Regions from separate parts of the Homo sapiens genome. Here regions 1, 2, 4, 5 and 6 are each linked to region 3. The links are chromatin loops, found by intact Hi-C in ENCODE. Cell type or tissue: mammary epithelial cell. All regions are shown on one strand.

Evidence for each region. Peaks named below come from ENCODE experiments on the same cell type or tissue, not always from the same donor. Only the 100,000 strongest peaks of a DNase experiment are listed, where the experiment ranks them.
Region 1: a loop joins it to region 3, with 25 times the contacts of the local background. A loop is called at or near these places in 13 of 110 quality-filtered maps.
Region 2: it touches region 3 in a loop (5-fold over the local background); 16 of 110 quality-filtered maps call a loop at or near these places.
Region 4: a loop joins it to region 3, with 19 times the contacts of the local background. A loop is called at or near these places in 44 of 110 quality-filtered maps.
Region 5: a loop joins it to region 3, with 16 times the contacts of the local background. A loop is called at or near these places in 47 of 110 quality-filtered maps.
Region 6: it touches region 3 in a loop (2.8-fold over the local background); 3 of 110 quality-filtered maps call a loop at or near these places.

The regions. Positions count from the first base shown.
Region 1 is chr1:183,914,480-183,918,479 of GRCh38, reverse strand. It overlaps RGL1 (ral guanine nucleotide dissociation stimulator like 1), which reads right to left. Exons shown (of 18, transcript NM_001297671.3): 16 at 1,779-2,033. Among named protein-coding and RNA genes, the nearest start is that of RGL1, 110 kb to the right of the region's middle. RefSeq lists an enhancer at 2,246-2,435. In mammary epithelial cell, a CTCF peak has its summit at 2,317 (motif pointing right); DNase peaks (open chromatin) are centred at 2,289 and 2,669; H3K27ac peaks cover 444 bases.
Region 2 is chr1:183,683,318-183,687,317 of GRCh38, reverse strand. It overlaps a transcript of RGL1 not described here. Among named protein-coding and RNA genes, the nearest start is that of APOBEC4, 32 kb to the right of the region's middle. RefSeq lists an enhancer at 2,621-3,122. In mammary epithelial cell, a CTCF peak has its summit at 2,019 (motif pointing right); no DNase peak of the experiment used is centred here.
Region 3 is chr1:183,279,186-183,283,185 of GRCh38, reverse strand. All of the region lies in intron 7 of NMNAT2 (nicotinamide nucleotide adenylyltransferase 2), which reads left to right. Among named protein-coding and RNA genes, the nearest start is that of LAMC2, 95 kb to the right of the region's middle. RefSeq lists enhancers at 1,294-1,353, 2,926-3,736, 3,737-4,000 and a silencer at 1,564-1,613. In mammary epithelial cell, a CTCF peak has its summit at 1,531 (motif pointing left); DNase peaks (open chromatin) are centred at 1,535, 1,885, 3,195 and 3,825; H3K27ac peaks cover 2,271 bases.
Region 4 is chr1:183,541,748-183,545,747 of GRCh38, reverse strand. SMG7 (SMG7 nonsense mediated mRNA decay factor) reads right to left here. Exons shown (of 23, transcript NM_001375584.1): 14 at 3,246-3,672; 15 at 1,251-1,395; 16 at 436-818. Among named protein-coding and RNA genes, the nearest start is that of NCF2, 47 kb to the left of the region's middle. RefSeq lists a silencer at 1,837-1,886. In mammary epithelial cell, a CTCF peak has its summit at 1,950; a DNase peak (open chromatin) is centred at 1,967.
Region 5 is chr1:183,621,605-183,625,604 of GRCh38, reverse strand. ARPC5 (actin related protein 2/3 complex subunit 5) reads left to right here. Exons shown (of 4, transcript NM_005717.4): 4 at 1-4,000. Among named protein-coding and RNA genes, the nearest start is that of ARPC5, 12 kb to the left of the region's middle. In mammary epithelial cell, a CTCF peak has its summit at 2,212 (motif pointing right); a DNase peak (open chromatin) is centred at 2,224.
Region 6 is chr1:183,196,710-183,200,709 of GRCh38, reverse strand. The region is part of intron 1 of LAMC2 (laminin subunit gamma 2); the gene reads right to left. Among named protein-coding and RNA genes, the nearest start is that of LAMC2, 12 kb to the right of the region's middle. In mammary epithelial cell, no CTCF peak of the experiment used is centred here; a DNase peak (open chromatin) is centred at 2,089; H3K27ac peaks cover 3,657 bases.

The DNA of each region.
Region 1 (4,000 bases), 640 kb before region 3:
CACTGTAGAGTTATGCAGTGGACATTCTCTCTGATTGGTGCAGGTAAGAGGTGCCAGGTGAACAGACCATGCTGAGCAGGCAGTAACCACATGGAGGACCTTGGCTTCCCTGTGTTTCCTCTACCTCTCGGGTGCTCCTTTATTAGCCCCTCCCTCATTACCACTTGCATTCTGCCTCATCCTACACTCAGTCTCGCGAGACCACGTCCCCCCTGTGGGGTTTGACAACTCCCAGTATTTGATCTCAGCACCAGCCTTGCACCAGCCCATGTTTCTGACCATCTATCAGACAATGCCATCTGATGTCATACTGGTACCTCTGATTTAAATGTCCCTGAATATCCTCCTCTGGTAGTTCATATCTCACAGACCCACCAACTACCCAGACAGCCTCTAGTCCTCCACAACAGTAACCAAAAAGTTGGTAACTAAATGAATGGATTCTACAATTCTACCTCATCAAAAGCTTTCAAAAATCCTCACCATCTCCAGCCACATGACCGTCATTCAAGCCCTTATCCTCTCCTACATGGAACATGATAGCAGCTTCCTAACTTGCTTCCCCGCCTCCAGTCTACCCCGACACTCCAGCAAACACAGTGCCATGACTTTCTTAATGAGCAAATCCCATCACTACTTAAAAGCCTTCAACAAGACCCTATTGCCTGCGGGATTAACACACTCCTCTGTGTGGGCCACAAGGCCCTTTACCACCTGATCTTGGCTCTATTATTTTGCACATTGTGAATAATGCTTTGTGGGCTCCCTTTCTAATTAAAAGTTCCTCAAAGGCAGAAATGTCTCACTCATCTCCCTATCCCCAAAGCCTGATCTAATGACTAGAACGCAATAAATGTTTGATATTTTGTTGACTCAATAAATGCTTTAGCAAAGCTTTTATGTGGAGCCTCCATACCACTTATGCCATATTCAGACCTGAGCTTGTAAGCACTGAGTGTGCCTTCAAAGAGGCGAGTGATAAAGATGAGGAGAGATGTGGAATTAGCTGTGGGATTTTGCTGCAAAGGATAAAGTGATTTCCAATACATGATTATCTCCCATAAACTAAGGAGTTTATATTCTTGTGATAAACCTACCAGACCTCACATACCCAAGGTTATCGCCATGAGAGGCTCTGTGTGTATTCCCAAAAGACTGCCATTATTAAAAATATCTTTGCAATTGTCCTCAGAAACACACAGATTTTACAAGAAGCTCAAAAAGGTCAGTCTCATTTTATAGGCATCGTTCCTCATTAACCCAAACTGTATTTCTAGCTTGATCATCCACTTTATTAACTAGGTTTGATCCAAATGACTAAATGACAAAAATCTGCCATCAGGGGAGTACACTGCTAAGAATGTGTGGAAATTCAATGATAAAACCAGACATATAATTCCATAGGAAGGCTTCCAAAAATGTGTGAGGTTGTGTCATCCTCCCTGGAGCACATTTACACTGTCACCCAAATTGAGAATTTTCAAATGGCTAATACTGACCTAAACGAATAAGTTTTAGCATTTCTTTAAGATGTGAAAATTATATCCTATATACACCATGTGTGTGCATATATATGTATATATATTTTATATACATATATCATTCAGCATCTATGCCCAGGGAGACCTGGAACTGACACACATCCCTTCTGTGTGAATGCATATATGTATATGCTAATATTGAGTGTGCATATTTAGGGCTATTAGTCTGAGCGGCCGACAGACACAGACACACAATCTAAATGGAAACCCGCTCCTGGGTCAGGGCTTGCTCCTCACCATGATGCTCTTGTACATGTTGCCGTTATTGTCTTCCACACTGATGCGGATTATGCAGGTGTCTTCATTCTGTTGGTTGTAAACAGGAGGCAGCACAGTCGAGGTAATGGACGTCACCGAGACAGAGCGCTTGTGGATTTTGGGGTTGTTGTTGCAGGACGGAGGGGAGGAGAGGGGGTTGATTAAGGAAGACATCCCTGAGGAATTTGTGTCCATGGAATGGATAGAAGAACAGGATGAGGAGGACTCAGAGAGCTGGAAGAGTAAACACACCCCAGAAGAAAACAGATTAGAACGCTGGCCAACAGCTTTGCAATTTTCAAAGCAGAGGTAGATATCAAGACTGATAGACTGCAGTTATTTCCTCCACAACAGCCCACAGCACACATGTGTCTCATCCCTGGTGTAAGTACTCTGAGTCCCCATCAGTGGTAGATGCCTATCGGTGACTCAGTGTGACCTAATCACTCTATAAGCACGTGAGGCAAAGCAGTTCTATTTCCCTAGGTTTTAGCTGTTCTTATAGAAGTTAACCAGCAGGTGGCAGCAGACACCAGAAACTGGAGGCAATATGGGTTCCCAAAGAAGTCAGAAGCTTACGGGGCTGGAGGAAAGCCTTGCCAACGCAGTTGATTCAGTCCTACTGCAGTCAGATTTCGTAGTGAGAGAGAAAGTTCTGTATTTTTAGAAGTTTCTAAGAGAAGTACCCCAGATTATACGGCTCTGCATTGAATATTAGTGCTAGAAAGGCCTTGGACATCAACTAGTCCCATACCTGTTCTGCTGAGGAACCTGAGACCCAGGGAGAAAACTGGGGCTCCAGGTCCACACAGCTAGTTGACAGCACCCCTAGAACAGGAACCCAAGCTCCCTGATTCCCACTGTCGAGTTCCCAGAGCAAGCACATGGCCAAGGCTCAGCCTGTGGCTGATGACAATAAGATGAATCAACATAGTATGCTGCTACCTCGGTATGTTTAGTACTGTGAGGCTTATCATGAACTTTCATATTATCTTATCCCATTTTAATTCCACAACTGTCTTGTGAACAAAATGCAGAGCATTATAAAGACGAGGAGAATAAGATTCAGAATATAAAAGTGACTTGCTCAAGGGAAATACAGCCTTTAAGCAGCTTCACCACTTTCCACATTTGCTAGTAGAGCCAACTGTATACATTTTCATGATGTGTATCAAGGACAATTAAGAAATGGAGTACTACAGTTAATATGCTTTTCTGATTAACTACACATTTCTCATCCATGCAATACCAATAACCAAAGAAAGAAGTTATTGGAAGAGGTACTTTTAAAAATCATTAAATTGAACCATTTAAAATACCCATTATTATTGTAGAAAATTATAAAGAATTTCCCGGAATGACTTAAGCTAAATTATACCATGTTAATCCTATAAAATATTCTGGAAGTCATTTATAAAATAAATAACATTTCTTTCATATTTATCTGCCTTTCCATGGAAACAGTATAGAAGTTGAGCTTTCTGGTTATCAGGCTTCTGATTAAAATGGAGTCTATTATCTTATTTCCTGTAGATTTCCTCCTGTGGCATAATTATACATTCAGTTCTATTGCACAGTTAGTTTACAGCCAGCCAGCTGATGTGACAATTCTCATGGGTAGGGGTCTGATTGTGGCTCTATCATAATATGGTTTAGTTTTTGTTTTGGTTTTTGGGTTTTTTTCTTCCTTATGTTCCCAAATGAATCAACTTAGTGGCTCAATTTGAGGACTAACTGATGATAGATAAGTTAATAGCATAAGTTTCTTTGCAGATATATTAGTTAAGGGGGTGCATTTTCCAATTATTCATTCAATTTTTTCGCCTTCATGTTCCTCTATCCAAACTCTATTTCCTTTGTTAGATTTTTCTATGATTCTAGTGACATTTATAGTTAAGATAAAGCCTAGAATATGCCTGGGTTATAGCAGCTCTAAACAGACTGCCTGATGAGCCCCCAAATTCCTATTGAGAATTTAAGAAGTGAGGAGCAAGTGCAAAAATCAATATTTAGAAATCATGATCGGGGAATGAAGAAAGGAATGCAAATAAATTACACTTCACCCTTAAGAGCAACCTCACAGTGCAGCCTGTGGAAAAGGAAGAATGACAGTCTGGAGGACTTTTGGAGAAGGCGGCTGTCACAGGCTCTCAGGTCAGGAAGGAAGTGTGGAGGTCAGCTCAGTCCAGCTATGTGCCAAG
Region 2 (4,000 bases), 400 kb before region 3:
CACGAAACCTACCTGCCAGCAGTGTTCTAGGTCTTGGGGATTCAGTGGTGACAAGATAAAAGTTTCTGCCTTGCAGAGCTTACATTCTAGAAGGAAAGTAAGACAGACAATAGATCCAAAAGCCAATAATACCAGATATTGTTAAATATAATGAAAAAAATAAAAAGGTAATAGAATAGCACATAATGGTGATGACAGACAGAGGGGAAGCAGGAAAACCAATTGGGATGTGATTATGTTAGCCTAGGTAAGAGATGAACTTATGTTAGGGAAACGTAGTTAGAATCAGCATGTGCTGATGGATTGATGTCACGCTTGAAGAAGAGAAAAACCAAAGGTTATTCCAAGGTTTGTGCTTAGGCAAATGGATAGCTAATGATGCCAATAGCTAAAATGGAGAAGTCTTTGGGAGAAAAAAGGTAGCGGTGAGGACATCAAGCATTCTCTTTATTGCCAAGTCAAGGTTTGAGATGGCACTGAGGCGGAGATGTATTTTTTTAAATTGCATATACAAGTCTGATGCTCAGGGGGGAAGGCAGGGCTAAAGATACAAATTTGAGAGTCATCTCAAATACAGATGGTATTTAAAGTCATGGGACCAGAAGAATTCACCTAGGTACAGGTATAATCAGAAGGGATTTAAATCGTGGCTAGTCACATGTTAGCTAACTTGGGCAAAGTCATTAAGCTTTCTACAACCTTTCTATGCATGGTTAATGTATATCTGAACATGCTAGGAAATCTGTATAGCACTACAGAGTGTTGTCATCCAGTGCCCAATAAATCCAACACTGCAGGAAGTGAGAAACAGCAAAACTAGGAATAAAAATCAAAATTTCCTATCAGGGTAATGAAATTCCCAGTTATCTTAGCAGACAAAAAAAACATATTGTCAGCAAATTTTCTGGAAGAAAGTGCCACTGAGGGAAATGAAGATGGGGTGCCCCTACCTCTGACCAACTGAAAAGAGAAAATATTTTTATTAATAAATGCAGCAACTGAAAATAATACACCAGACTGTAAATGGTGATTATTTCCAGGGGTTAAGTTTATCAGGAATGATTACTTTAATATCTGAACTTGCATCATGAACATATATTACTTTTATAATTTGAAAAAGAAAGTGACACAAAAGGGCAATAAAATAAAGAGGAATGACTTCTGAAAATAATGTTGATTCGGCATGACATATATAACTAATGAAAAAAATAGTAACCCATGAACTATTTTCAAGATGATCCAGTGTGAGACTTGGAATTACCAATGGATTACTAATACTGGTCTAGTTAGTGATTTGTGCTAAACTCTCTAAACTAATATGTGTTGATAACGTAAAAAGCAAAATATGAATTGAATAAATATTTTTGCAAGGTGCTGGGGATTTTAAATGTAATTATTCTAGAAACTACAATGGTCCCACGTATTTAACTATCACAGACTTGGAACTAATGAATAGGTAAACATTATTTTTTCCAGTTGGATTCATCAATATTTGTTAACTGTTGAAAAGAATTTTCAAAAGCAGCAGACAAGCTAAAGAACACAAAATTACTGTATTACCACATGTTAGGTCTGAAGGAAACAGGATTATTATCTGATCATATACTTGCCATGCTTTGACTTATCTATAGCTGCTTACCTTATTATGTTATAGATATATCCAATTTAACCTATAATACTAGGTTTTATTACACATTAGAGCTGCTGCTAGAGAAAATGTTTCATGTACTATAATCTTTTTGAAATTATAACTGTAGTTTTTAATATTACATACAGTAACATTTAATGTAATTGTATGTAACATTAAAAGCTCAACATTAAAAGGTCTTGTAGAAAACTGTAGTCTTTGCCACATTTGTAAAGGAAGAACCTCCTCTGATTATATAAACCCAAAGTCTTAAAATGGTGAGAAATACCTTTTACATTCTATGTAAATCACTGAGCATAGAGTAGAATTTCTTAGTCTCCCAGATCCCATGCGGGTGCCTCTAATTGTAATTCAAGGTATTTACCACAAGATGGCACTGCTGATCCTATTCATAACCAGGCTGCTGGCGTTTCCTTTCCATGTTTCACACTAAGCTTAAGAATCTTTGTTATTAGCAAAATTAAAGTTCTTGAGTTAAAGAACGTTTAAGCATTTTAAATAGGAAAAAAAAAGCCAATGTAGAATGTTCTGTACTGTATACATTTCTCCAATTTCCATTACTCTAAATCAAGTGGTCAAGATAAAGTTTTAAATATATAACTACATATAAAAATAAATGTAAATAGAAGATGGCCAAATAAAAACAGCTCTGGTCTGTAGCTTCCAGCAAGATCAACGCAGAAGGCGGGTGATTTTCTGCATTTCCAACTGAGATACCTAGCTCATCTCACTGGGACTGGTTAGACAGTGGGTGCAGCCCATGGAGGGTGAGCCGAAGCAGGGTGGGGGCGTCCTCTCAACCAGGAAGCACAAGTGATCAGGGAACTCCTTCCCCTAGCCAAGGGAAGCTGTGAGGGACTGTGCCATGAGGGACAGTGCACTCTGGCCCAGACACTACGCTTTTCCCATGGTCTTCGGAACCCACAGACCAGGAGATTCCCTCGGGTCCCTACACCACCAGGGCCCTGGGTTTCAAGCACAAAACTGGGCAGCCATTTGAGCAGACACCAAGCTAGCTGCAGAAGTTTTTTTCATACCCCAGTGGCGCCTGGAACACCAGTGAGACAGAACGGTTCACTCCCCTGGAAAGGGGGCTGAAGCCAGGGAGGCAAATGGTCTAGCTCAGTGGATCCCACCCCCATGAAGCCCAGAAAGCTAAGATCCACTGGCATAAAATTCTTGCTGCCAGCACAGCAGTCTGGAGTCGACCTGGGACGCTCGAGCTTGGTGGAAGGAGGGGCAGCACAGAGGCCTGTTAGAAGGAAAACTAACAAACAGAAAGGAATAGCATAAACATCAACAAAAAGGTCATCCACACAAAAACCCCATCCAAAGTCACCAGCATCAAAGACCAAAGCTGGATAAATCCATGAAGATGAGGAAAAACCAGCACAAAAAGGCTAAAAGTTCCAAAAACCAGAATGCCTCTTCTCCTCCAGAGGATCACAACTCCTCGCCAGCAAGGGAACAAAACTGGATGGAGAATGAGTTTAATGAATTGACAGAAGTAGGCTTCAGAAGGTGGGTAATAACAAACTCCTCCAAGCTAAAGGAACATGTTCTAATCCAATGCAAGGAAGCTAAGAACCTTGAAAAAAGGTTAGAGGAATTGCTAACTAGAATAACCAGTTTAGAGAAGAACATAAATGACCTGATGGAGCTGAAAAACACAGCACGAGAACTTTGTGAAGCATACACAAGTATCAATAGCCAAATTGAACAAGCGGAAGAAAGGATATCAGAGAGTGAAGATCAACTTAATGAAATAAAGTGTGAAGACAAGATTAGAGAAAACAGAATGAAAAGGAACAGACAAAGCCTCCAAGAAATATGGGACTATGTGAAAAGACCAAACCTACATTTGATTGGTGTACCTGAAAGTGACAGGGAGAATGGAATCAAGTTGGAAAACACTCTTCAGGATATTAGCCAGGAGAACTTCCCCAAACTAGCAAGACAGGCTAACATTCAAACTCAGGAAATACAGAGAACACCACAAAGACACTCCTCGAGAAGAGCAACCCCAAGACACATAATCGTCACATTCACCAAGGTTGAAACAAAGGAAAAATTTTTAAGGGCAACCAGAAAGAAAGGTCGGGTTACCCACAAAGGGAAGCCCATCAGACTAACAGTGGATCTCTTGGGTGAAACTCTACAAGCCAGAAAAGAGTGGGGACCAATATTCAACATTCTTAAAGAAAAGAATTTTCAACCCAGAATTTCATATCCAGCCAAACTAAGCTTCATAAGCAAAGGAGAAATAAAATCCTTTACAGACAATCAAATGCTGAGAGATTTTGTCACCACCAGGCCTCCCTTACAAGAGCTCCTGAAGGAAGCACTAAATAT
Region 3 (4,000 bases):
GCATCCCTTCCTGGTACTTTTCTGTCCAAGGACTGGAAGTCAGGGCTCCCACTGCAATCCTGAGAGGCAGGGTTTGTCCTGAGCACTTGGTTCACACAGACCCGGCAGATGTGATGTCATTTCAAGGGGCTTCTCTGGGTCTCATCCTCTCATCTGAGGTGCAGTGGTGTCCCTGAATTGGCTCAGGTGGTTTCCTACAACCATTTGTAAAGTTTTCAGGAATTTTGTGAACCAGTTTTAAATAGAGCCATTACTAAAAATTAAGTTATATTAACTTAAAATTAAATTTAATTAAAAACAAAAGGAATGAATACTCAAAACTCCTCACTTCTTGATTATTTTACTAATTTTAATATCCTTTATTGACCAGCAAGTCACTCTCTGAAGGCCACAGGAAGGAGCACCCGCCTTCCTGGTTGCTCCCCAAAACAGGCAGGAGCATTTGGCTCTAGGTTCTCCAGACCCAGAACACCCAACAGGCAAGGATGGGAGGGAAGGTGCCTGGGCTGGGCTGAAAGCTCCTGCACTCCACTTCCCTGCAGTTCCAGCCTGGTCACCACCTGCTGCCTTCCCACGCAGTCTCCTTGGCCAGCAGAGCTCAGCCTTAGGACTTCTCATTGTATTCCAGTGTATTTCTCTTTCCTTAGTCCAGAGATGTATTGTGGCAAGCTTGAGCCATGGCCTTGCTTGCCTTCCTAGCGCCTGGGGCAGGTGGATCAGGCACTCCTCATCCTGACTCAAGGAGTCCCCTCCAGGAGAGGACAGTGGTGATCAGTATTGCACAGCGTACTGCTGTGTTCACTTCCATTAGCTCACGGCTACCTCGGGAGGGGCAGGGGCCTCTGCTTACTCTTCTTGCTCCATAGCAGTTCTGGAGTTATGGTGAGCCAGCCGCCAGGGACCAAAAATGCTGCTGGGGAGTGACCTCTCACCTCTGGCTTCCCTGAGGCTCTGCCTGTCCCCTTCCACATCCCCTGTGCTCGCTGAGAGGGAGGGTCTACCTGCATGTGATGGAGAAAGGACAGTGTGGGGTAGAGAATGGAGAACACTTAGGTTCCGAGAAAGGACAGCTCAGCAGCCACAGCTGTCAGATTGGGCTCAGGTCCTGGCATGGTCCAGGTGGTGGCTGCATGCAGTGGAAACTGGGATGGGCTGCAGGGCCCGGGCTTCACATAGCCCGGATTCCTGGGAGGGGAGTGTGGACAGAGAGTGTGCATTCTGGCTCGTGGCCCTGGATCAGCGTGACCTGGGGAAGGAGGCTAGCCCAGAGGAGCTGGAAGGGAGCTCGCTGCCTCCCGACTCCTGCGCTGTGTGAGGCGCTGGGGCTCACGTGTCCCCTTTTTTAATATTTCCTTCCACACTAAATGAGGAGGAAAAGCCATTTTCTCCTAGCTCCATTAGCGTCTGTTGACCCTATTTACATGCTCCTAACAGCTGACTGCTCCTCCAGGGCTGCCCTAGACCACAGGCTGTTGGGCTGGAAACTTGCCTTAGCCTCATAGGACAAACTGGGAGAAGTCACTGCTGCCCTCCAGTGGCCATATGTGGGATCTCAAGCCCTGCTGGGGCCGCTTGTCTGACTTAAATGTTTGCACTGGTCCTGCAAGAAAGGGTGGCAGAGACCGTACTCTTGAACTCTTTGTGCTTTGGCTTAAAACATAAAAGTCCCATATTATATTTGGTTGGGATAGTGTGTCCCTGGCTTGGGAATAGGAAAGAGATTTATTTTCATGGCTGTAAGCAGGGATTTTTAACCTTGGCACTAATTGACATTTGGGAACAGATGTGTTGGGGAGGGGGGCTTCCCTGTGCATTGTAGGATGTTTAGCAGCACTCCTAGCCTCCACCCACTAGATGCCAGTAGCATGCCACCCTCTCCCTCCAGTCCTGACATCCAAAAATGTCCAGACATTGCCCAATGTCCCCTGGCAATTGCAAAATTGCCCTCAGTTGAGAACCAGTGATGAGAGAAAGCTGAGGGCCAGCACATTCCCTGTTGACATGACCATCTAATTCAGGGCTGTCCAATCTTTTGGCTTCCCTGGGCAACATTGGAAGAGGAAGAATTATCTTGGACCACACATAAAATACACTAACACTAGGCTGGGCGCGGTGACTCAAGCCTATAATCCCAGCACTTTGGGAGGCCGAGGCTGGCGGGTCACCTGAGGTTGGGAGTTCAAGACCACCCTGACCAACATGGAGAAACCCCATCTCTACTAAAAATACAAAATTAGCCGGGTGTGGTGGCACATGTCTGTAATCCCAGCTGCTCAGGAGGCTGAGGCAGGAGAATTGCTTGAACCCAGGAGGCGGAGGTTGCGGTGAGCCGGAGATCACGCCATTGCACTCCAGCCTGGGCAACAAGAGCGAAACTCCATCTCAAAAAAAAAAAAAAAAAAAAAAAAAATACACTAACACTAACAATAGCTGATGAGCAAAAAAAAAGAAAAAAAGTCGCCAAAAAAAAATCTCATAATGTTTTAAGAAAGTTTACATGCCGAGTGTAGTGGCTCATGCCTGTAATTCCAGCACTTTGGGAGGCCACGGTGGGCAGATCACTTGAGGTCAGGAGTTTGAGAACTGCCTGGCCAACATGGTGAAACCCCCTCTCTACTAAAAATACAAAAATTAGCCAGGTGTGGTGGCAGGCACCTGTAATCCCAGCTACTTGGGAGGCTGAGGCAAGAGAATTGCTTGAACCTGAAAGGCGGAGGTTGCAGTGAGCCAAGATCGTGTCACTGCACTCCAGCTTGGGTGACAGAGGGAGATTCTATCTCCAAAAAAAGAAAAAAAAAAGGAAGTTTACGAATTTATGTTAGACTGCATTCAAAGCCACCCTGGGCCACATGTGGCCTATGTGCCTTGGGTTGGACAAGCTTGATCTAACTGAACTTATAGGCAGTCAGAATTACAGAGACGTGCCCTTTCAACAGAGAACTGACCTAGAACCCTGGGTGGCTCCAAGTGGGCCTGAGGAACAACAGAATCCGAGAAATAAGCCTAGTCTGGCTCCTGTCAGCAATACCAAGTGTGGTTCCTCTCCACAGTTGGGGAGTTGGGCCAGAAATCCTATGGCGCAACGCAGAGGCGCCACTGACTCAGGCAAACATTCTCCCCAGTGACCCCATGCTGCAAGAGCAGAGGCCACGATAGTCACCACAGCCCTCCCAGATTGCCCGGAAGGCAGCCTGCAGGATCTCTGTTGTCAGCTCATCTGTTGCCTTACCCATTCAACATGCCTGAGCACCTACTGTATGCCAGTGACTCTGCCAGACCCTGGGGCTGTAAAGATAAAGGAAAATCCCTGCACACAAACAGATCATTAGACTAAGGTATGTTAGAGAGGAGAGAAGACAGGATGCAGGAATATTTCATAGTTACAATCCAGTCCTCAGTGGGGCTCCCTTACGTGGGAAGGCTGCCCTGACCCTGGGACCATGAGATGCTGGCATTGCCCACCATTGGCCCAGTAGCCTCCCCCCTGCTTCAGGAGTCCCACCTAGAGACTCATTCCACAGCAGGGGACAGCTTACCACCTGAAAGCCTTCGTCAGGTCCCAGAACTAGCCACAGGGTCTAAGGCAGGCAGGGCTGCCCGCAGCTTCTCTGTCTCTCGCCTGGGCCTCAGGGCCCCAGGGCCTGTGCTGGCAGCTGTCTCTGGAAGGCTGGTGGTGCCCTCAGTGCAGACCTGCCTCACTGTTTCAGACAAGATGCCCAACAGCCTCGGCCTCTTGATGAGAGGGCCTGGAACGCCTGGGAGCCACGCTGTGCTCCACCCTGAGCCACATCCTGGGTGAGGACTCTCCTCACGGTATTCTCAGAATGTTGTTCCCCACTGCTCAGTTTTAATAAGTGAGTCAGTTTGCTGCCTGTTTTAAACAACAATGGGCCTCACTGGGATAATTCAGAGTGAGCTTAATGAGGGAAGAAAAACAACTGACAAGCAGGAAGTGCGCCTGGGTGCCAGGAAAAGTATGGGCACTGGGAGGGGCCTCAGC
Region 4 (4,000 bases), 260 kb before region 3:
AGAGGTTTAATGAATGAATGAATATATTTGCATAAGAGTGTTTGTTTCCCCTTTCTGCTTCAAGTGCTGTGCTTCCAACGACAACATTTAAGATTGGTGTCACATCTGTCTTAGCACCTCATCAAGACTGTGATTCTATTTCCCTAGTAGTTTATGTTCCTATAGGAGAATTATTTGCAGAAAATCCATTTTCAATAAAATGGACACTTAGTAGCAGCCAAGAATGGTACTTAAGATCTAGTATTTTATCCTTTACAAGAGTAAGGAAAACATTTGAACTTTCATAAACAGTAGAGACAATACTTTTGTTTTCCCATAATCACTATAAATCTAAGCAAGAAGTATGTCAAAGTTTAATGAGCATTTCTAACATTGAATCTTTCAGCATTTCCCCTTATTTCATTCAGCTGGATAGTACACACAACTGTAACTTACCTGCTGGAATCCAGAGTGGTGAGGCGGGCTTTTCCCCAAAGCCGGCACAGCTTTTGTAGGGGATTGTTGTTGCTGAGTTAGAGCTTGAACCTGCAGCTGGCTTGTAGACTGTGCTGTTGGCTGAGCTGGTAAAGATGTAAGGGGTTGCTGGGAAGGTGGCTGTGATTGTTGAGGTCCCTGGTTCATTGGCCCTGGTCCAGAGGGCCGTTGCTGGCTGTAAGGAATGTGGGACTGTTTCCCAGCTTGCACCTGGTTTCCTGCTGGAGAGTGAGCTGTAGGCTGAAGAAAGGTTCCTGGGACAGAAACACCAGCTGGGAAGGTGTAACCTGAGCCCATAGAAAATGCCACAGGCGGGGGGATAACATATGTTGGGGGCGGAAACCCTTCAAAACAGAAGAACACAGCTTTAGTTTTAAGGAAACAGCAAAAAATTGCAAAAAAAGTCATTTTTTTTTTAACAGGTAGGTAGAGGGAGTCTTCTAACACATCACAAAAGAGATTAGTCATGTTGTCAATCTTTAACTTGATTTGAAGAACTAAAAATAGACTTGATATTTTTCCTCTATCCACTGAAGTAATCAGTGTTCTGTGAGTAGCTTCTGTATTTAGTGATAGGATTTCCTTCATAATAACAAACATGCACTTGTATGTACACTACACACAAACAGTTCAAAAATAATTTTATAAGTATTAGGGAAAATAGAACTTTTTATGGCTTAGTAACATTACTCCAACAGAAAACACATTTCTCAGTGACTGAATAGAAATTCTTGCACAGAAAAGATTAAGTAGAAGAAATTACAAAACATATTTACCTGGCCTGCTGGGAAGAGGAGGGAAGGCTCCAGGGTGATGAATGGGGATGAACTGGGAGTTACTTGCTTGAGTTGGGGTTTGAGTTACAGGTGTTTTTCTGGCTTCAGACACTGGAGTCTTTCTTAGTTCTGTCTGGGATTTTACCTGTAACCAATAGAAGCAAAACTATCTATAATAAATTGAAACTCAAATGTGCTAGAAAGAAGACCCTACTCCTAAGAAAGTATTTAAAACCTCATTAGATCAAAAAGTACATGCTGAAGATATTTAAATTCACCTAAGTTAAAAATGGAAAATCAAAGCAAATTATTTAATAGCCAATAAAAGATAATTTTACTATCTTAGTTTTACTAATTATTTTGCTTTCCCATGATCACAAAAATCCAAAAATGTAAAGGACCTTAGAGCCCATTTGTTTTACAAATGAGATGCCTGATGCTAACAAGTTGAAAAAAACTTGTCTATGACTTTAAGTTGCTTGTTCTGGGGCCCAGGGTTCTCTATACTCTAATTCATTAAACGACATACATGAATTATGAACTAATAATGACTATTAACCCATAGGTGAGTTATTTTGGCCCTCAGTTTGATTTCATCTGGGTAGCCATATGTGCAGTCAGGCATCCACCTTCCACCCTGCAACTTTACCACCCTTCAGAATAAATAAGGATACTTTCAGCAGTAAGGAACAGGCCCTGAGATCCTATAGATGGAGCCAGAGAGTAGATGTCATATGCACTGCTCAAAGTTGAGCAAAATGAGGGAACATGAGTAGCATTTATAGAAAACCCAGGACGAGGTACAGAGTGTGGTGATATGTTTACTCTTTCTTTCTTTAATCATTTATAGGTGATTTGAGATGGATGAGAAACCAAAAAAGGAGATTGTATTTTCAGTCTGGACCTTATTGTGAGCAGTTACAGAGAATGGAGGAAAGGTAAACAGAAAATGCTGGACTCATTATCTCTAAAACTCGGATCCTTTGGCTTTCTAGTTCATTTTTTTTTTTCTTGCCTTTCCCTAGCATCTCTCTCTCTCCCCTATGTCTTAATTTCTACCTTGTCTTTCTGTTTCTCTCCTTGCTATAATGTTAAAATGGAACTATTATTTTCTTATTTCTCTTTCTCAAAAAAATTAGAGAAATACTTCAAAGGTACTATTTATTTGTAAGCAGCCTTCAACAATGTAAAGTTTCTCATGCAAACACATACATTTGCTAAAATGTGTTAACAACTCACATGGCTGCTTAAGTATTTATTCAAACATTAATAGTATTAATAAAACCATCACAGAATAAAGGCCCTTTTCTGTTTACATGAAACCATCTTTTCTATTTGGGAAAATATATTAATAAAAAGAAAGTCACAAATAACTGAGCAGTGCTTATCTTTTCCCAGCAAGAAACCTGGGTTCTTCCTTTATAAATTCCCAGGATCCAGGATAAGATTAAAGTGATATTAATACCAATAGCCGGGACAAGTATAATTGTCAATAAAAAAGTCTCATATTTTTCCAAGAAAAAAAATACACACACACACACACACACACACACACACACACACACACACATATATATATATTATAGTGAATCTAAAAAAAAAAACTGCATAAGCCTTAATATACTCTTGGTTCTACTGGATCTACAGAAGACCCCAAATCTCCACTATAGCATTGACAAATGGTAGTTATATCTTCTAAATAAAATATAATCCTGTGTGAAACTGACAACTCTGCAACTAATCCTTTCAAACTGCTTAAATTGGTGAAGACTGACGAAAGTGTCAAATCAGGCTGAGATTTTTTTTTCACTCACAATTCCCAAGAATTGAAAAAGTAACCATCTATCACAGCTCTTTATATAACCTTACTATGCAATTAAATAATGCATTTAAACTTCCAGGACGGCCAATTCTCATGGCTTTAGAACAAAATGAAAAATCTTGCCTTTTGTGTGAGCCTTCCTCTACCTGCTTTATAGTTCAAATACAGCTTACCTGCACTGCCACATTCTGCTTTCCTGTTTCCTGTAACTTTTCTAAGGTGCATTTCTTGGTTTCAGTTTTCCTCTTGTTGTTGTCCTTCTTTCCATCATTCTTAGTTACAGTTATTCCTTTGCTATAGTCCCTTCTCACCTCTTTGGGAGGAAAACTTCTTCCTTGGTCTCTGTTCACTTCTCGTGTCTTAATGTTTTCTTTGAAGGTAACCACTGGCTTCTCTCCTGTGTCACAGTTGTTGCTTAAATTTCGGCTTGTAGATAGCACTGATTTTAGCCCTGGGCTCCCATCTGCAGCCAGCGACTCTATCACAGATGTTTCTTGCAGAATGAGGTTCTCTTTGGCTTCACTGGGGTCTTCCAGTATTAATTCTGGGATTTCTGTGATAAACAACAATTTCCCTACCTCATTTTCACACTGAATCAGCCTAAAAAAGCAAAAATAAATCCATATATAAAAAACATTAACTTAAAAAATAACAACTGAATTGTGTGTGGATCCAAGTCAATATATTCCTAGCACTAATAACCATGAAAACAGCAGGATATAACAATGTGGATTCAGGTAACACAAAAAGTAGTTATGTAGAAACTGAGGTTCTCATTATCACACTTAACATCGTCACAACCTATCCCTCTGGCTCTTTCAACGTTTGCTAGAATTTACATTTTCTGAGCATGCTTCAAGTGCAAGACACTGGTCTAGGGCCCTTGATATGTCCTATAAGGTAGCTATATATAATTCCTATTCTATAG
Region 5 (4,000 bases), 340 kb before region 3:
CTCCCGAAAAGGTGGAACTACAGGCACATGCCACTGTGCCTTAGCCAATAGGTATTAGAGGTAGTCAAGTAGGTATAGCATAACCAATTACAAACTTTAAAATCAAATGATACTGAATGCTTTTTCATAAAATCCTTCTTAACATCACTTTCATAACTGAAGCGTTTGGAAAAATTCTGGAGTTCATATTTGTTCACAAGAATGGGTGGGTGTATTTAGAATCTGCCAGTCTATCAGCTTTACTGAGGGGAGATACTAAAAATATTTAACAAGTAGTATAATATAGAGACCGAGTCAAAATGGATACTAGCTGGAAACAACTGGTTCAACTGTTGCCTCCTGACTAAATGTCAGCCCAGGGTATAGTAACCATGACACAGTACTATCCTTGGTGAAGAGTTGGGAATAGGATTAATTGCGGAAAAAATATATATAAATGCCATAGGACACTTTTAGCACAAAAGTAGTTGTTTACCTCCCATTCTCCTCCTTTAATCTCAGTGCTTTTACTATTTGGTTTCTTTTTTGGCATTTTACAAAAGGGAAGAAATGGAAAACATACCCCTTCTTGGTCATTGGGTAACAGCACCATTTCGGTAACAGTCATACTTGATGACAAGTATGATGATATTTTAAGGACATGAACATGGGTGAAATCAATGTGTAGATGGTACAAATTAACCGAATTCTTTTTAAAGCATTTCCTGTGGATCCCAGGATCATGAGGACATAACAGAAGAATAAGGTCTGAATCTTGTTCACCAGTTTGCTCTCAGCCTAATTGGGAAGTAAGGTTAAGCACCTGAAAATTATGTCATACAAAAAAAAAGAGAATTAACGTCATACAATTTAGCATTTGACTGTAAATGCAGTTAGTCAATGTTGGGAGAACAACAAAATCAGGGTGGATCAGAGTATTTAAAGTGAGACATTAATTTGAACTAATCCTTTGGAGGGGCAGAAAGGACAAACGGTCCAAGTGAAATGAACAGAGTAGAAAGAGAAAGTTAAAAGTGGGTTTAATAGTCACTGTTCTTGCAGTTTTAATGTTTTTTGTTTTGTTTTGTTTTGTTTTGTTTTGTTTTGTTTTTTTTGAGACAGAGTCTCGCTCTGTGGCCCAGGCGGGAGTGCAGTGGCGCGATCTCGGCTCACTGCAAGCTCTGCCTCCTGGGTTCACGCCATTCTCCTGCCTCAGCCTCCCAAGTAGCTGGGACTACAGGCGCCCGCCACCACGCCCGGCTAATTTTTTGTATTTTTAGTAGAGACGGGGTTTCATTCACCGTGTTAGCCAGGATGGTCTCGATCTCCTGACCTCGTGATCCGCCCACCTCGGCCTCCCAAAGTGCTGGGATTACATGCGTGAGCCACCGCGCCCAGCTGCAGTTTTAATGTTTTTAACATAAGAATTCTAGATGGTGCAAATTATTAACAGGATCAGAAACTATCTCCGTGATAGATTCAAGAAAGTAAAATTATAGGAAATCATAATGTTTTATTAGCTGAAATAGACATTGATGATCACTTAGTTTAACCCCATGTATAAAGGTAAAAAAGAAAATTAATTAATTAATTTTTTTTTTTTGAGATGGAGTCTTGCTCTGTTGCTCAGGCTGGAGTGCAATGGCACAATCTCGGCTCACTGCAGCCTCCACCTCCCAGGCTCAAGCGATTCTCCTGCCTCAGCCTCCTGAGTAGCTCGGATTACAGGCACGCATCACCGTGCCCAGCTAATTTTTGTATTTTTAGGAGAGATGGGGTTTCACCATGTTGCCCAGGCTGGTCTTGAACTCCTGACCTCAGGTGATCCACCCTCCTCCGCCTCCCAAAGCACTGGGATTACAGGCGTGACCACCGCGCCCAGCCAGATTGATTAATTTTTAGATACACAATTTTTCCTTTAGATTTACAACTAACATCCCCTTACAGACAAAATATGTTAAAAGCACCAAAATAATTGAAAAACACACCCAATTAAGGAACAGACCAACGGCCTCTGTAGAACCAAGTGCCCTTAAACAAGGCTGCTTCTGTCCATATTCCTGCCGCGGGACCTCTGCCCCACTCCCTCTCCCCCTCACCCCAATGTCACTAGTACAATATGTGAAAACCCCAATGTGAAAACGTTCTGTGCAGGTGCCTCTTGTATGATTCCAGATATGGAGGAGGCCCGGGAAGCCCACAGAGGTACAGCATGTCATCTGCCTCAAGGTGGTGCTACTTCACCACATTGATGATCCAACCACAAGCAACATGGGACACAGCATTCACTTTAACATTTCTATTTTCCTTTATCATTTCTGTTACTTGAGTGTGTAAGAGTAATCAACATAAATAATCTATGTTTACATCTCTTATTTCTCTCTGAAACAGTTCCCTAGAATCCACACCACATGAAACACAAATTGAGTAGTGTATGACCCACCTGAATTCCAAAGCATTCTAAAACTCCCGTATTTTCCAGCCTAGCAGTTAGCTCCTGCTCTGCAAGACACACCCTCTTGACCTTGCTGCTAGACTGTATGGGCCCCCTGAAGTCATAGTAGCTGGCTCTTACTCATCCCCACATTCACTTGGCATAGTTGATGTTCAACAAATATCTCTTGGTTGCATAACATTGAACGAGCCAAGTCACCTAAGAAATCCTTAATTTATACACAGGTTCTTAGGGTACCTGAATAGGGCAACACATCAGAAGTACAAATTGAGAACTATACAAAGAGTAAAATAATTCTTGGGTTCAAATACCCTAGAGCCAATCAAGTTTAGTCACAAAGAATTTCAATTCACTTCAATGTGGACAGTTAAGAAGGGAATTTATCAGCCTTAGGTGGAAATCAGAGCCACCATGAGTACCACGTGCAGCCCCTATAGTGTTTAGCTTTGCCAGAAGTCACCAGAGAAAGTGGCTGAGGAACAGAATTCCAGCTCATATCTGGCTAACAGTGGCACTATGGGAGTTTATATGATCTGTTCATTATTCTGTGGCATCACCTTCTAAGAGCAGAGATGTGACCCAATACCCCTTGTTTTCCTTAAAGATAACCATTAAATTATATCCATGAATTTATATCACCGTCCTTGACTTTATACGTAGATTTTTCTAATTCTGTCAACCCTTAGGGTAATGAATAACTTAAATGGCCAATGCCTCTGAATAACATCATACTTCCTTTTGTTTCTCCAAAAATTGAATCAAGATGCCAGGGCAACTAAGATTTTCTTCAATTTGCTAAGTTAAAGGTCAGTGTATTCATTAGCCAATGGTTCTGTATTTTATTCATTTTAGTTTTTATTCGTTTTCAAATAATTTGTTCATATTGTTCAATATTCAAAAGGTAAGAAATATGTACTGTGGTAATTTTCCATTCCACCCTAGTTCCTCTTTTGACAACCAACTATTGTCACTTAATTCTTAGGCATCCTTCCAGATACAGTGTATGCATTTACAGGCAAATACCTATATAAGATTTTACCCCTTTGTGTACATAAATACTAACATACTATATATAGTGTTCTGTTCCTTGCTTTTTTCATTAACAGTATATTTTGGTGGTAATTTCCTATCAATACATAAAGAACTTCCTTATTCCCTTCAGAGGCATTTGAACCAGAGCAATTCCTTCTTGAATAGAAGCTGGGTAAAATAAGGCTGAGACCTACTGGGCTGCATTCCCAGATGGTTAAGGCATTCTAAGTCACAGGATGAGATAGGAGGTCAACACAAGATACCGGTCATAAAGACCTTGCTGATAAAACAGTTTGCAGTAAAGAAGCTGGCCAAAACCCACCAAATCCAAGATGGCAATGAAAGTGACCTCTGCCTCTGGCCATCCTCACCGCTACGCTCCCACCGGCACCATGACAGTTTACAAATGCCATGGCAACATCAGGAAGTTATCCTATATGGTCTAAAAAGGGGAGGCATGAATAATACACCCCTTGTTTAGCATATCATCAAGAAATAACCGTTAAAATGGGCAACCAGCAGCCCTCGGGGCTG
Region 6 (4,000 bases), 82 kb after region 3:
CACTTCACAACACTCCCACCCCTCACTAAAACACGCAGCTCCAACAGGTTAGGACAGGAAGCAAAGGGGCAAAGGCGGTTTCCCAGCTGTGGCCTTAGGAGAATAAAAGGAAACAGAAAATATTTCCTCAGGTTGTACGCAGGACAAGGCCTTGAAATAATCATCATCAGTAGTAGCAGTTCATCGGGATCTCATTTTAAATTTCCCATAAGAAACAGTGCCCTTTTGAGGCATACAATTACGAGAAATTTCAATCACTTGGCATACATATGATTGTGTTTCTATAAGCAGGTCCTCTTTCTAATGTTCTTTTTTTTTTTGAAACAGAGTCTCGTTCTGTCGCCCAGGCTGGAGTGCAGTGGCGCGATCTTGGCTTGCTGCAACCTCTGCCTCCCAGGTTCAAGTGATTCTCCTGCCTCAGCCTCTCGAGTAGCTGGGATTACAGGCACCCACCACCATGCCCGGCTGATTTTGTATGTTTATTAGAGATAGGGTTTCACTATGTTGGCCAGGCTGGTCTTGAACTCCTGACCTCAGGTGATTTGCCTGCCTCGGCCTCCCAAAGTGCTGGGATTACAGGCCTGAGCCACCGCGCCCGGCCCTCTTTCTATTGTTCTAAACTGAAAAACATGCTCTGCTTTTCACTAAGGTGATCTAATCGCTGTCTTTGTATAATCTGTGAAATCATCATGCTTTTTAGTGCTTTAACGGTAATGACAAAATTAAAAATCCAAACTTCTTTCAAAACTCAGCAGATGTGGCCCCTGCCAACCTTTCCAACTTTACCTCATCAAGAGTTCACTGGGCTCCAATGCACAGATCTAGGCTGCACTAACCCTTTCCCACCTCTGGCTTTTAGGCTTGCTATTTCCTTTATCAGGAGCACTCCCTGCTTCCACCCTCCCTAAATCTATTTCCAGGTAACAGCCAGTCTTCTTTTTAGGTGCATAAATCAGATTGTGCACTTCCTTGCGGATACCTTCTGGCAGCTTCTCTCTCCCGTGAAAGCCCAGAGCACTTCATCCTCACCTCTCTCAGCATTTGCCTCGTTCTATCCTGTGTCATCACTGTTTATGTCTATGACTTACTTCTTCTACAGCATTTCTCACCTTATATCCCCACTGTACCTAATGCAGTGCTTGGATGGATGGATGGATGGAAAGATGGTGGATAGCATGATGGATAGAAGGAGAGAGAAAGGAATTGAGGGAGGGAATGAGGGAGGGAAGGAAGGAAGAAAGAGAGGGAGGGAGGAAGGAAGGAAAGAAGGAAGGAAGGAAGGAAGGAGAAAGGAAGGAAGGAATATAGGCAGTCTGACTCTAAGAAAAGTCTGTAATCCCAGCACTTTGGGAGGCCGAGGTGGGTGGATCACGAGATTAAGAGATCAAGACCATCCTGGCCAACATAGTGAAACCCCATCTCTACTAAAAATACAAAAATTAGCTGGGTGTGGTGGTGCAAGCCTGTAGTCCCAGCTACTTGGGAGGCTGAGGCAGGAGAATCCTTTAACCTGGGAGGCGGAGGTTGCAGTGAGCCAAGATGGTGCCACTGCACTCCAGCCTAGGTGACAGTACGAGACTCTGTCTCAAAAAAAAAAAAAAAAAAAAAAAAAGAAAAGCCAACAAGAACCTGAACATACAGAAATCTCCCTGACGTCCAGAAGCCTACTTTCAAATTTCCCCAATACATTACACAAAGTTTCCATTGTCTACATATATGACATTCAGTGTAAAAAAACTAATGTTCCAAGCAAAAAAATCCATGGTGAGATGGGAACAGAAAGAATTGTGAGAGGAACATGAGATTTTCAATGAGATTAAGGGTCTGGGACTTTCAGGTTGCTGCTCATACCAGATGAACTATTTCCACCCTAGGACTGCCCACCCATCTGTGGTCTATGACCCCAGAGCTGCAATGCTTTCTGCCTGCCACCTCAACGGGCAGCGAGCCTAGGGCTGTGTGGGAGGAGGGCAAGGCGATGAGGCAGGCCTCAGAGCATGAGATCAGTTTGCAGTGCTCAGGCAGCCTTGATAGGTAGTGTACTTGGCGGCTGTGTGGGACGGTGTCAGGAGCTAGGAATTTGAGCATCATGTTTAAACCTGACAGTGTGTGCTGGTTGCTATTACGTAGTGCTTTGTTGCTGTTGCTACCATTTCGGTTGCTTAGTGCACTAAAACTGATTCAGTGAAACAGCAGCAAGTTTATATGATGTGACCTGTAATCTCCCGTGAATTAGTCGAACTATGAACCATTTAAAGATAATGCTCAGCCCGGCACGGTGGCTCACGCCTATAATCCCAGCACTTTGGGAGGCCAAGGCGGGCAGATCATGAGGTCAGGAGGTCAAGACCATCATGGCCAACATGGTGAAACCCTGTCTCTACTAAAATACACAAAAAAATTAGCCGGGTGTGGTGGCAGGCACCTGTAGTTCCAGCTACTGGGGTGGCTGAGGCAGGGGAATCACTTGAACGCAGGAGGTGGAGGTTGCAGTAAGCCGAGATCACGAAACTGCACTCCAGCCTGGCGACAGAGTGAGACTCTGTCTCAATTAAAAAAAAAAAAAAAAGAAAGAAAAAAAAAAAGATGATGCTCAATTATCTTTCTTATTTAGAGGAAAGGGATGTGCCCTGTGTTTCCTTTCCTGCATGTGTCCCTCATTCTCTTTCTGAGACATCAAATCTTTTTCCCTCCTTCCTTTGTGCAACTCTCTTCCCTTGGATACAATGATGTCATACTGCCAGGTGTCTGTCTGCCTTCTGACCTTCCCTATTCAAGGCTTTGCTGGCTCCTTTCCTTACCCCTACTCTAAATGTCGGTGCTCCTCAGGGCTCCTTAATCTCCACAACGTCTCAGTCTGAGTCTCCCTTGGGTAATCTCATCCATGACAAGGACTTCAATAACCACCGTAATTGTTGACATCCGAAGATACTTCCTTGGCCCAAACTTCATCCTCAACTTCAGGTCCTCATGTCTGCCATCCACTTTATTTATTTACTTATTTACTTATTACTTTTACTTTTTTTTTTTTTTTGAGACGGAGTCTCGCTCTGTCGCCCAGACTGGAGTGCAGTAGCACGATCTCGGCTCACAGCAAGCTCCGCCTCCCAGGTTCACGCCATTCTCCTGCCTCAGCCTCCCAAGTAGCTGGGACTATAGGCGCCCGCCAGCACGCCCGGCTAATTTTTTGTATTTTTAGTAGAGACAGGGTTTCACCTTGTTTGCCAGGTTGGTCTCGAACTCCTGATCTCAAGTGATTTGCCCACCTCACCGTCCCAAAGTGTTGGGATTACAGGCACGAGTCACTGCGCCCAGCTCACTTTACATTTCCAATTGGTTATCTCAAAAGTTCTTTACACAAAACCTGTTTAAAACCAAACTTATGATTGCCATGCCTTCAAGTCGGAAAGCTGGAAGCTATCCTTACAGGTTCTCCATCTTTCTCACCTGCCTATTTAACACTGAATTTTGTTGATATAACCCACTAAATATCTCAAATCCAATCAAGTCCATCTCCACTATAGCCATATCTAGACCAAACCTCAATCATCTCTTGCCTGCCATCACTTCTTAGCTGAATTCCCTGCAACTTCTTTTGCTTCCCTCCACTCAGCAATCAGAAAATCTTTCCAAAATACAAATTGTATCATGGCTTCTCTGCTTAATATTCTGTAGTTTCTTTCCTTTCCTTTGAAGTTAAGCACCAGAATTCCTCAATATTGCCTACAAGGACTATCATGGTCTTACCCTATCTACTTTTCCAGCCTAATTTCATATAACGCTCACCACTGGGACATCTTCATCTCTCTTCCATTCATTCACATACACTTCATTTTATGTCTTCATTTCCTCTGCTTCTTAAAATTCTTGCTTTATAAAAGAAAACCATCATGGTGGGCAGACACAAATTGGGGCTGACAATCTCAACTAGTCTCCTATTTCATTTTTTCAAAGAAGTTACACTAAAAACTAAATCTTAATATACCTTATTGGATACCAT